Regions from separate parts of the Homo sapiens genome. Here region 1 is linked to region 2. Evidence: chromatin contacts called from ENCODE Hi-C data. All regions are on one chromosome and are shown on one strand. The core of a region is the stretch at or near the end of the contact, and the rest is flanking DNA. Distances in the headings are between cores, read along the strand shown. Region 1 holds the start of ARB2A (ARB2 cotranscriptional regulator A). Region 2 has its middle 32 kb from the start of LINC02058.

The links. A loop is a pair of places that touch in the nucleus more often than their neighbours do. Pooled maps may share reads with other maps.
Region 1: a pooled map shows a loop between it and region 2 (6-fold over the local background). The contact joins the promoter of ARB2A here to the enhancer-like site in region 2. A Hi-C loop is called at or near these places in 2 of 37 single-sample maps with no recorded cell type and 2 of 50 pooled maps.

Annotation. Positions count from the first base shown.
Region 1 is chr5:94,108,929-94,115,837 of GRCh38, forward strand. ARB2A (ARB2 cotranscriptional regulator A) reads right to left here and starts at 2,735. Exons shown (of 11, transcript NM_032042.6): 1 at 2,583-2,735. It overlaps LOC105379087 (a long non-coding RNA gene), which reads left to right and starts at 2,774. Exons shown (of 7, transcript XR_001742441.2): 1 at 2,774-2,811; 2 at 3,397-3,476; 3 at 4,627-4,737; 4 at 5,819-5,873.
Region 2 is chr5:92,904,789-92,911,391 of GRCh38, forward strand. No RefSeq gene overlaps it. Among named protein-coding and RNA genes, the nearest start is that of LINC02058, 32 kb to the right of the region's middle. Within about 2 kb of position 3,345, at least 2 of the 41 ENCODE cell types and tissues checked have a DNase peak (open chromatin) inside an H3K27ac peak, as active enhancers do.

The DNA of each region.
Region 1 (6,909 bases), core at 1,485-3,984, 1.2 Mb after region 2:
ATCGAAAAGAAATGAAAGCAGAGAGTTGAACAGATATTTGCACTCTCATGTTCATAGCAGCATTATTCACAATAACCAAAGGATGGAAACAACCCAAGCATCCATGGATGAATGAATGGATAAACAAAATGTATTAACAGCATATGCACACAATGGATAATTGTATTTCACCTTAAAAAGAACATTCTGACACACGCTACAACATGGACGAACGTTGGAGACATTATACTAAGTGAAATAAGCCAGTCACAAAAGGTCAAATAGTGCATGATTCCACTTATATGAGGTACCTAGAGTAGTCAAATTCATAGAGGCAGAAAGTAAATTGGCAGTTGTCAGGGGCTGAAGGTAACAGAAAACGAGGTGTGAGTGTTTAATAGGTATGAAGTTTCAGTTGGGGATGATGAAAAACTTCTGAGTGAAAAATAAAGTTGGCATAGTACAGGGACATACTCCATACTTAGTTACCAATGACTACTGTGCAAACCCAATCTGACTCTAAAAACAGAGACAGTACAAGTTGTATACAACTGAGTAAATAGTGCTTACTTTTGTTAGAGCTCAATGAAGAGCACAGAAACATCTCTACATATCTACAGACACCAGATTCTCCTCAGAGGTTTGTCTGGGAAAGCTGAAAAAAATAAACTGTAAATAAATAAAATCCCTCATGCCACCAAATCAAGGAATAAATATTCATTCTTGAGATTGTTAAGTACTGCTACCTCCATGCCTACATCCTTGCTATTCCAAATATATCAAACACGCTCCTGTCTCAGTGCCTTTGTACTAGGCCAACTCATTCCTCCATACTTGCGGAGCTCACTCCCTCATTTCATTCAGATCTCCACTCAAGTGTTCCCTTATCAGAGAGGGTGAGCTTACCACCCTATCTAAAATAGCATCCTCTATCATTCTCTCTCCCCTTAATTTATTTTTCTCTATACCTCTTTTTTTTTTTTTTTTTTTTTCTGGAGACGGAGTCTCGATCTGTCACCCAGGCTGGAGTGCAGTGGCATGATGTCGGCTCACTGCAACCTCCGCCTTCCCGGTTCAAGCAATTCTCCTGCCTCAGCCTCCAGAGTAGCTGGGAATACAGGCGCACGCCACCACACCCAGCTAATTTTTTTGTATTTTAGTAGAGACGGGGTTCACCGTGTTGCCCAGGCTGGTCTCAAACTCCAGGGATCAGGCAATCCGTCCGCCTCGGCCTCCCAAAATGCTAGGATTACAGGCGTGAGCCACCGCGCCCTGCCTTTCTCTATACCTCTTAATCACTACTTGTTATATATTTACTTGTTAATTATACGTCTCCATCCACTAGAATGTAAGTTCCAGGAGCAAAAGGACTTTCTATTTTGTTTACTGCTGTCTTCCCATCACCTGAACACTATCCGGCACACTGAAGGTTGCCAGTAAATACTTGCTAAATGGATAAACAAGTGGATGCTCATGGTTTCATAGATAATATTTCCCTCTTGGCCTTGGTACTATTTATTCTACCATATGGAGCAGCCATAGCCTGAAAGCATCCAGAGCATCCTTAACTTTTCAGCGTAGGATTCACTGGTTAAGTGGAAGTAAGGCCTAGTTGAAAATTCTGAAAGAAGCCTGGTACCAGCACTGTCACTGAGGCCTTAACGAAGCAGATCCAAAAATACTCTCTTACTCAGTTTCTACATTCGCTAAATGTATACAGTGTAACCGTCCCTCGCATTGTAGGATAAAGAATACACCTTATCAATGAGATATTTGTTATGCAGTATATGGCATGCGTTAATGCAAACGATGTCATGTACTACATTAAAAAATCGCACTGATATTTTGATAAATATACAATGCACTTGTAGATAAAAACCAGAGAATTTTTCCCTCTACAGCTTTTTTGAGGATTTGGGAGAAATGGACAAATGCAACAACATTGCATGTCATTAAATACAGTATATCCAAACACAACGAGTTTCTTGGCCCAACAGATATAGACCCTGGAGCACTATAAGAATATGTTAAACACCTGGATGAGGGAAAGAGAAGACTGCTTCCAAAACATACTTACTTTATTTCAAAGTCAAAAGTATTCAACACTTAATTCATACTGCATCCCAGAGAAACGTCCCACCCGCGCCCATGCATGTTACAAGTTTTGAGAGCATTTTATAACTGCACTTTAATCCCTCTGCAGTGAATGACTTCTGGTAAAGCGCTGGCAGTTAATAATACTTTTTGTAGAAAAAAAAATTAATACAACAACCACAATACCTCCACTCGCAAGAAAGCGGAGGAGGGCCCATTACTCTGTCTCCAGGGACTCCCAGAATCCCGTACGCCCCGACATAAGGAAAGTCATCCAGGGAACACACACGTCGCTCCCGCCTAGAGAGTGGAAATGGAACATGGGACCTGCCCATCAGCGGAGGCCCAGACACAAGTCAGAGGTGTCCGCAGGGAATGCAGCGTGGTTCCAGACAGCCTCGGTCCCCAGGGCCAGCGACCACCGCCTGAGACCGACCCAGGCCAGCCCCCTCCTGATTTCGACCCGGGCCTGCCCCCGGAGCTCACATCCCCGCAAACGGCAGTCCTACCTGAGCTCTGCCCCCAGCCACAGGGCTGAGGGGGCAGGCGGGAGGAGGCGTGGCCTTCCAGTTCGCCAGTCGAACTCCCTCGTGCGGTTGTTATGACTTTCCCTCTCGGGATCCGCGCCCCGACCAAGTTCGAGTTGCACTTCCGGGGTCTTCAGGAGATTGATACGTCATTACGCACTTGACGGCAGCGGCGGCGACAACCCGGAAACGGGCGGGGCGCGGGCCCTGGGTAGGTTCCTGTGGTATTAGGTGGACTGGAGAAAGAGGCCCGCGTGAATTAAGTGTAGTTCTCTTATGCACTGGCGGACTCTGGTCGCCCTTCCTTGTGAAGGCTGCCTGGGTAGCCGTAGAGGACGAGGCCACTCTAAAGCCTCGTTTTCCCAGCGGAATTTTAACTATTCTAAGGATGTCCTTACAGCCAGTTCCCCACTCCGCTACTCAGAGTGTGTCAGACTTTACCCTGTCCATTCAACTCCAGAAAAACCGGGAGGTCTAGATTCGGAAGATTAAATTTACCTTTGAATTAGGACATGTAAAATAGGAAGTTAATATTAGCATCCTAATGACAAAAGTTTTCTCGTTATCATACTTGACTCAAATGGGAATCTTACGGATATTAATGTTTTTTCCAGAAACAGGTTTGAAAGGTATTTCAAGGATAAATCTGGGGAAAGGGATGGAAGCAACTGATTTTTAATTTTTAGATAGTACTCTCAGAGCATTTATTTAGTCCAAAACTGTTAATTTAATGAATTAGGCTAAACTAGACGCTGGGGTAACAAAGCTGAGTTAGATACCCTCTCCTCTGAGGCAGCTAAAGAGAAGGAAAGTCTGGTGGCTGACAAGTAAACCAACAGTTATGTTCTTCAGAGAGGAGATCTCAGACTCTCTAAGGTATACTTCACTTCCACACTGTTTGTACTTTGCAAATGTACCCTGCCCCCTAAAATGTAAACTCACTGATGGTAGTGACATAATCTTGTCTTTTTAATGTATCCTCAACCATACAACAGTGCCTGTCCACAAAGTAGACAATAAATACTTATTGAATGACTGAATGATCACAGTGGTAAATAATAGATTGGGGAAATCTAGAAAAGTGTATAGGACAAGAAGAAAGTGGTGTAAGTAAGTGGCGGGAGATAAGGAGCAGTAAAAGGTGAGAGAATCCACTGGAGTTAGCCAGAACTGAGTACCTGAATGAATCTCGGGCATTGCAAGACTGTTAGGGCTTCATTTCCGGAAAGAACTCAAATGGTTTGTAGAGTGACACTTTATACTGAAGAGGAAGGCAACAGCCAGATTCTGAAAAGCTTTCTATGTCATGCTGAGTAATTTGATTTTCTGCTGCAGACAATTGGGGAAGCTGAAGGATTGTTGAACAGAGGAGGGAAACATTTTTATTTTGGTGGACTTTTGCAACAGTGACAGATTATATTAAAAAGATAAGGCTCCCAAAAATGTATAATCCCAGTTTAACCATGAGAAAAACATCAGACAAAATACCTGACCAGTACTACTCCAAACAGTTAAAGTCATGAAAAACAAGGAAAGTCTGAGAAACTGTCTGAGCCAAGAGGAGCCTAAAGAGACCAACTTTAATGTTGGATCCTGAAATAGAAATAGAACGTAAGTGAGAAAACTAGTGAAAATTGAATAAAAAAGTAACATTCCATTAAGAGAATATACCAATGTTTACATAAAATATGGAGATTGGTCAAAAGATGAGTGACATGACCTTTCAATATTTCCAGGATAGAGGCCCACTCAAGGGTTAGGGGAATGTACTTTGTTCAGTAGTAAACTATTGAACAAACATATGGGTGCTTCAGCCTGCAATTCCAGCTGGACTTACATGGGAATGAATGAGCCTTCAGATTGTTCCTGTCATTGAGTCAGCTGGGGTCCAAAATTTCATAAAGCAGAGACGAGCCATCCCCACTGTGCCCAGTTCTGAATTCCTGACCCACAGAAACAATTAGAGATAATGAAAATGATTCTTGTTACTTTAAGCCAGTAAATTTTGGAGTGATTTGTTTTTCAGCAAAAGAAACTAATAGCTGTATGACAACAGCCAAAGAGTAAATATCCTTTCAAGTCCAATCCTGCCTAAGATGTCAAAATCAAGAATGAAGAGGTTATGTGCTGAAACAGAGTGAGTCCTTTTCTCTCCTTACTCTACCCTAAATGGTAAACTCCTGCCTCAGCTGACCACAAAAATATCTTCTGCAAATCTGTGAGGAGAAAGGAGGGAAAGCAACAAAAATTGTATGTGGGCTTAGATGTTTTGTTAGAATTACAACAGCCCATGTGTAGCTTAGCAGAAACCATTACAATGATGACTACACAATATAGTACAAAAATGTCCCCTCATTTTAACCATAGTCATCTAAACTGTACAAGTTAGTTTATAATTTTAATTTATACATCTCTAGGGAAGCCAGAAACTTCAGTTTCTCTCCCCACCTCTCTTCTCTTGCACTTCAAAATCCTACTAAGATAAGGAAAAAGGAAAGGAGATTTGTTCCCTCCTGGCTAACAGCTGGTCCATCTTTGATCACTAGGATGATCAAAGAAATGTCCCTATACCATATTTTGCGTATCCTCCTCCTATTCCAGACCACTTCCTTGGGCATCTATCTTTTTATCAATCTACTCCCACCCTTCACATTAAATGATTTCAGTGACATACAGCAGACAGACACCTCCAAAAATACTAACAAGGCTACATGTTGTTCATTTAAGTTAAAAATAAAATTTAAACCTACTTATCATGACTAGGACTCAGTGCCAACATTTTGGCAGCTCAAGAAAATCCATTAAGGAAAATATTCTTAATTAGATGCTAAGGGCAAAGCTCTGTCCAAACTAACCAACTGTATTAGAATGAGGTCTGGATTCTGACTTAAATTTGGAGAATCAAGTAACATTCCTGCCCTTGCTCAAGCCCAAGCAGGAATGTGCTGTGGTTTGAATGTGTTCTCTAAAAATTCATGCATTGGAAACATAATTGCCATTGTAATAATATTAAGAAGTGAAGCTTTAAAGAGGTGATTTAGGTGATAGGGACTGTGCCCTCATAAAAGGATGAATGCCATTATTGTGGGAGTGGGTTAGTTATCATGGGAGTGAGCTCCTGATAAAAGGATAAATTTGGTCCCCATTTTCTCTCTGTCTTGTGCACTCTCACTACTCTGTCTCACCCTCTCTCCCCCTGTGATGCTTTCTGCCACAAGATGACCTTCACAAGATGCAGCCTCTGGATCTTGGACTTCCCCAGCCTCCAGAACTGTAAGCCAAATGAATCTCTTTGTTTATAAATTACCCAGTGTGTGGTATTCTTACAGCAGCAGAAAATGGACTAAGACAGTATGTGTGAAGTGTGGATAGTAATTACAACAAGTTCTGCCTTCTAGATTCAGTTTATATTTAAAGCCCAAAAAGTAGGATCATATAACCAAATAATTTCTAATGACCCCTCCAACAAAATGATTATTACTTGAAATCAACCCCCTATCACTTGTACTTTCCATCTAGATGCTGGGGACACAAAACTGAGTTAGACCCAAGAACACCCTTTTCATTATGCCTGGAATTTTTTTAAAATGAGAAAAGATAACATATCAGTGTTCAAAACATACTTTAAGAGAATTTCGAACAAAAAAACATAAAATAGCCTCTAGTTTGTGATGGAGACAATTTGTAGGTTGATATATTTACCTAGAGTTAGACAACCTGTGAGGTTTGAGGGCACAGTCTCTAAGGTGTCCCTGATTTCTGACACCAACTGCAAGTTTGGAGGGTTCCCAGAAACACCCTCAGGTTTGAAATTTTGCTAGAAGGTCTCACAGAACTCACTGAAAGCTGTTATCTTTACAGTTACCATTTATTACAAGGAAAGAATACAGACTAACATCAGCCAAGGGAAGAAACACGTAAGGCAGAGTCCAAAAGGGTACCAAACACAGCGCTTTTGCTATACTCTTCCATTATTTGCTGTACTTTCCCAGTGGAGTCAAGACATGTTACCCTCCCAAAATCCATCCATGACAATATGCAATATAGAATTGCCAGTAACCCTTTTCCTGTTTGCCCTAAGAATACTCACGAGTGGCACTTGCAGCTGCAGCATTTACCTTGAGATTACTTTGCTGATATTGTTTGATGTGTCCCCCCCCCAAATCTCATGTTGAATTCCCATGTGTTGTGGGAAGGACCCATGGGAGGTAATTGAATCATGGGGGCAGGTCTTTCCCTGCTGTTCTTGTAATAGTGAATAAGTCTCACAAGATCAGATAGTTTTAAAATGGAAGTTTCCCTGCACAAG
Region 2 (6,603 bases), core at 2,095-4,594:
TTTCAGAAATATTGATAAAAGAATTTTAATAATCATATTTATATTGTGGACTCAGGACAAGGTAAAAATATGTGCCCTTTTATTTACTTACTATCTAAAAATTAAAGGATTTATTCTGAATTTTGTTAATATGAATCAAGTTCTATGTAAGCTATGGATATAATACAGTTATATTTCTTACTTTGGTGAAAAGTGATTTCACAGGAGTAGTGTAGAACCCCTGTTAAAATCATGAGTCACACATAGTCCGTTTGAGTCGTGGTCTTGCCACACTACCTATGTTACCTGGGAAGCTGCTCTATTTCCTCCTAGGTATAAAAGGCATGACAATTCGTATTTTGAAAGTTCATTAAAAGGCAACTGAAATAATATATAAAGAACTTTAGAGAGTTATTTGCTCATAATAAGCACTAAATAAGTGGTTGCTATCATTGTTACTGTTAATAATATCAGTTTTAAAGTTTACTAAATATCATTGTCTTCTTCTGAATTGCTCCATCACTAGGGCAAGTTGCCTCTCCAAGATCCATTTCAATTTTGACTTGTTCCTATACTTCCTTGATTTTTCTGGCTCTTATTGATCTCTCTAATTGCTTCATTAGTGATTCTTACCCCTTTCCCCCAAGTGAATTGTAAATTCATAGAGATCAGGGATCATGCCTTCTATTACTTCTATTATTTCTGAATTCCTTAAAATATATTTATTATCTCATTGTTATGGTTGTTTATTGCTATATAATATACAATCCCAAAACTTAGTAACTTAAATGACAGCCATCTTATTAAGTCTCGTAATTTCTGTGGGTCAAAAATTTGGACGGAACATTGCTGAGTGATTCTTCTATTCCAGGTCACTGACAAGTGACAGAGTTACTTGGTGGCATTCACCCAGCAGATGGACATGGAAAGTCAAACTTTACTCACATGTTCGGTGCCTTGGCAGCACTAGTGGGAATATTGGGCATGGGTGGGAGTGTCAGTAAGAGTGCCATTGCCTACATATGGAGTATGTGTCTTGCCCCTCCAGGATGGTGACATCATGGTAGTTGGGCTTCTTACCAGCTCAAGTTCCCAAGTGCATGACCTTATATTACTCAGCCTCAGAAGGAAAGTAATTGTAGGCCCACTCAGGTGCATGGGAGGGGACATAGAGCCCATCTTTTGATGGGTGGAGTGTCAAATAATTGTAGCCATGGCTTAAAACTGCCACAATCCTCTATGACACAAAGAATCCCTTGAGAGTGGACACTATATGCTGGTCACAGTTATATCATCAACTACGTCTTATAGATCAGAAGATACTCAATAAATAATTTTTAAAAGAGCCAATAAGGCATTAGCTTTGAAAAAAATTATTAAAAACTTAGCCTTTTTTCATAGTCTCTGTAGTTAAGAAAAATTAAACTAATGATTTTGAAGTTTTTTTTTATACAGAATCTAGTCTTTACTAACCTTTTCTACCATGAAACCATGACTATATTGAAAATTTTCTCATTTCTGTTTCCTTGAACTCCTAGCCTCGAGCAATCCTCCTGCATCAGCCTCCCAAAAGTCCTGGGATTACAAGCATGAACCACTGCACCTGGCTGCATTAGTGTTTCCTAAGCTTTATTAGTTTCTGACTCAATCTCTTTTCCTTTTGTCATCTCCTGTGTGTGTGTGTGTGTGTGTGTGTGTGTGATTTGAAGTCAGAAGATATGATGTTTTCTGCCAATAATTCTGTGTAAGCCACTTCTTCAGTCACATTTGCTCTTTTGTAACAATAATGTGGCTAAGTTAGATGATATTTAAGGCTTCATACAGCTCTACAACTCTGCAACTATAGGTTTATTATTCTTATAATAATATGAGAGAGAGGCATAGCATGGTACTAAGAGTACTGGTATTGTAGTCAATAGGGCATGGATGTTTGTTCCAGACCTGCCACCTGCTAGTGGTATAACTTTTAGAGATAATAATTTCTCTATTAAGTTTTCAGGGTTGTGGTAAATCTAATGACATAATGAATATGATAACCTGTAAAGAGTCGCATGTAATGGCCGAGAAACATTTCTCTATCCTCTTACGAGGCCAGGGAAGAAGAAAGTTATAAAGGGTTTTAAAGAGGACGTGTCATTACACTAAATACAATTTTGGAGCACTTCTATGAACAGGCATCTATGCTGGAACATCTCCGGCTCCAAAACCTGCAACTAAGCACGGCCTATGCAAATATTATCCTTTTTCCTTATTTGGAGGCTGCATTTCTAATCATTGAAAACATGCACATTGTCAGGGAAAGACACTGATAATTCAGCCACTGAGCCAGTATAGAGAAGTTATTCATTCCTGGGTTCAACCCAAGGTCAAAAACATCAAACCCCAACCATTAAGCAAAATGGTGACAGGCATGGTAGAGATGACCTGGAGTAAATATATTGCACAGAGGAAGCAAGGTCAGGAATACAACAGGCCTGAAAAAATGTTGCAGAGACAAAGTCAGGAACAACTAGTTTAGAGTTCAGAGGTGTACATGAACAGAATCTTCCAGATGGAATAAAAGAGACCAGCAAAGGAGGAACCAGCCACCAACAAACTGGAGATGCAATGGAAATCCTCTGTGTCTAACTGCATTTATAAGCTGCATATCCTTCCAAACTCCATCTTCTCCACAGTCCAGACCTCCTTACCTTGGACAAATCTGGTGAAGACATAGAAAGCAATGTATTCTTACTTTCTTGCTGAAGAAGACAGTTTGTTTTGGCCTTCCGTGCTCAGAGTAAAGATAGGGCTCACTTCTTAAAATCTGTCTCTTCAGTCAGCTTGAGCCCAACACTGTTTTGGATGTATTATATTTTAACGTTCCCATTCAAAGGATGTTGAATCCAGTAGGTTTAAGAACACTCACTTTTTTTATTAGTGCGTACTTTTGTTCTCAGCAATGAGAATTTCTTCCTAATATTGTTTCAGTTCATCTAGGCTTAACAGAAAACATCACCTGTACCAGGGCAATATAAAAAATATACCTCTGTGTCTTGGGCCTAGGTGTGAATGGCACTATAATGGTTTGGTTGTGGGGCTATAATGTGTGATAATTTATGAAAATATAGAAAGGAATGGCCAATTTCTACATCCTGTTGTCCATATGGTGAAAGTCAAGAAAGGGTCAAGCTCTGCCTTGCCTTTGTTTAAAACACCTTTTTGAAGCCCAGTTCTTGGCCTGCCACTATGGAGACCTCTTCTGCAGCTCTGGGTGTCTGGGAAATGCCTGTTTCATTAGGACTCCTGACCCCTATCATTTTACACTTCAGAAGGAGTGACCAGCTCACTTAAAACAAAGAAGCTTTGACCTTTCTCCCCTTCTGAAACCAAAAACAGATGAAATTAAAGTGACTCATTTCCGGTTCTAAATATACTCTAAGAAACATCTTTTTCAAGTAGTTTTGGGCTGCGAGTTTTTAAAAAAAATTTTGCCTTGTTTTTATTTTATATTTCCACATAAGTATCTCATTCCCTTTTTGTCAAGGTCAATGTATTTATTACTTATATTCATGGTGTAACTCACTATACTTTATTTTTCCTTCCAGCTTTCTTACTTTCTTCCTCTTTTTTCTTCTTTTTTTATCTGTGTTGTTTATAACTGTGACCCTTGATCTTCCAAGTCTTAAAACAGCTTGGCTTTCAGCAGCTAAATCTGACAAGGTCAGCATTTTTCTATTTATTCTGAGAATACTGTTTACCCTCTGGGGTTTTTAAAAGCAATTCTGTAAAACATCACTTGGAAAAGTTTGTAGCATTCATTGAGACTTCCATAAAGTCAGAACACAATAAATGACAATTTCTTGCTCTGATTTTTGAAGTTTCAGACAATCATCACTACCTGATCATTTGGTGCCTAAACAGCTGCACTGACCAACATTTTAAAATTAAAATTATTAGATTAAAACAATCAATATTATATAAATATAATTTATTTTACTTCAGTAGAATGCCTTTGACAACTTTAATCAAAACTAAACAAATAACTCTTGAGTTTTGCCTTTCAGAAAATACTTCCATTAGAAATTGCATACACAGACATTATACTATTTATTTTAAGTTTTGAATGAGGATACAGAGGAAGCAGGCCTTTTCCGTAGCCAGGCTGTAGAACAAATCTACTTTTGATCAGAACTTAAGTTGCGAGACAGTTGGGGATCATAACTTATACTTAAGATACAAAATCTGTTTCTGAGCTGGTGAAATTGAGAATGTTAGTAGAGAAAGACTAATGCATTTTCAAAGGTTCAAAGATATTCTACCAGGCCTGGTACAGCTCTACATTCACTAGAGCTACTGTGGACACCTCTGCATCCCTGTGAACAGACCAGTTTACAAACTTTGAGATCAAGCTGAAAATATAACTTCCTAGCTGTGCAGTTTCAGTTCAGAAAGTCTCACCACTGCATCCAGAATTCTCTGCAATAGGCTTGATGGGGAAGCCAAAGTATGTAATATGTTCCAATCTTGTTAAGAAGCTTATTCACTAGACTATAAGGGGAAAAAAAAATTAACTCCAGAAAATGTACTGCATTAACAAACTGAGACTCTCTGGTGGTAGACAGGCTTGGAGAGGGGTGAGAGTATAAGTGTGCCATTGCAAATGTTTTGTAGTGTCTTCGGGAAGAGTGGGGCTCTTGAATCCCTAGCTCAGGAGAATCAAGGAGCAGGTGGTGCCTGGGAGGCTAAACACTGCTAAGTCTGCATTTATTCCTTTAGCTGTATCTGTGCATTAATTCAATAAGATGGTCTAATAAAATAATGCATTTTCAAAATGCTTAGCTGGCATTTGGGGAGGGGGTGGGCATTTTCATTATTTACTAAGGAATGCATTTTGAAGGAATTTGTGACTGAAGACAGCTTGCGCTGTAGGCTGCTCTCGCCTCCAGGGGTCACCCTTCCCTTTAATGACTATACAACAATAGTCTGAGACCCCCACCCTCAGGGACTTTAGTCTTTTAGCAATTTCTCGTGCCCTAGTAACTCTGAGAATTCCAGAGACTGCTTATATGTCTCAGAACCTGTGCTGGTGGTCGCTTTCACCCCTCCCAGCCATCTGTCTCTGTCTACAGTCACACCCTCCGCCGGCACCCTCTGGCTGCCTGAGTCTGACTTCCCTCAAGCCATTTCTGCTCCCTTCATGCCATTTTGTGCTAAGTGTGGACATGAGTCTGTCTCATTATTCCCCACAGCACAGTCAATAGCAGGTTCAAATATCTAACAAAATTTTGCTGAAGGCTTAGGGATAACTGTAAGAAAGAAATAATAAGAAAAAAAAAGAAAGAAAATAAATATAGAATAAAACACTAGATTTATATGACTTCCCCAAGTGTGCACACCTCCAGAAGCTTCCTCCTAAACGTCTCTCTCCTTTATACACACACACACACACACACACACACACACACACCCTTCTTACTTCACATTATACTGGCTAGCCTGCTTCTGTCTCATCTAGAATTAAGACCCTCAAATTCTTTGTGACCTCCACAGGGGGAAACTTTATTTTCTTGAAAGAAAACATGATGTGATCTGCAAAGAATACGATTATTTGTATTATCATATATGGGAGTTTATCTCACCAATATATCAAAATTTCTCATTCAAAATAAAATATTTGCTTTATCTTATTTTGATCAAGATGGGAGGAAAAGCTGTGCAGTTTAAAGGACAGGATGTTCCTTTCTTCCAGTAGTTAATTTTCAAACAAATTTTGGTGACCACCTGGGTACCCTGTTTCACTGGTAAGTTCGTATCTAAAATGAAGCACCCAGTGTGATTTAAGGAGAGGTCCTGGCATCTTGAGATCACTCAGAATCAAAGGCAATATGCGAATATCAAAGCTGCAAGTATAAAGGGATAAGGCAAGAACTGGAGCCTGCAGGCTGATGAGTCCCCTAGTTCTAGCCTTAGCCAGTGTAGACTGAGGATAGCAACACTTTTGGGGGAAAAGCGAGTGACTGTGTACGGAGAGTCATGAGATGGAAAAGAAAACTGCAAAAGTGATCAGAAACTCAGATTTTTAACATATTATGTCTTCTTGGTGGAATGGAATTTTCTTTGTAAAGACTAGGGGTTGATTAGAAAAACCCGGGAAGGTTAACTCTGAGTTAGCCTGGGGTAAAGATGAGAGACATGACATAAAACGTTTCTCTGAAGTCTGTCATTGTGCTTTTACCTCCCCTGATCTGCAGGGACTTAAACATGTAGGCACTCGGACAGGGCAATAATTTGGTTTCTCTGCAAACCAGTATAGTTAAAATATTTGTTCCCATTTATTCAGAGCAGGACTTCATGAGGGAAAGATTAAGAAAGAAGAGTCCCATTGGAAGCAGCTTTCACCTCTGACCTAGAACTCAAATACCTCACTCAGTAAACTGAAGACATTTCTGGGAAAATATGTTGTTGACCAGCTACTGTTATTTGACCAGTTCATCCTCACTCCGAGTGGCTTTTCAAAGTATGTCACTCAAAAGTGTACATATATTATGTTCCTTGGAATTTTTCTGATAAATATAATTCTTCCATCCTGTTAATTTTCTAATAATGTCCTAGTACCCTTAAAGACAGCAGCCCTGGGCACTG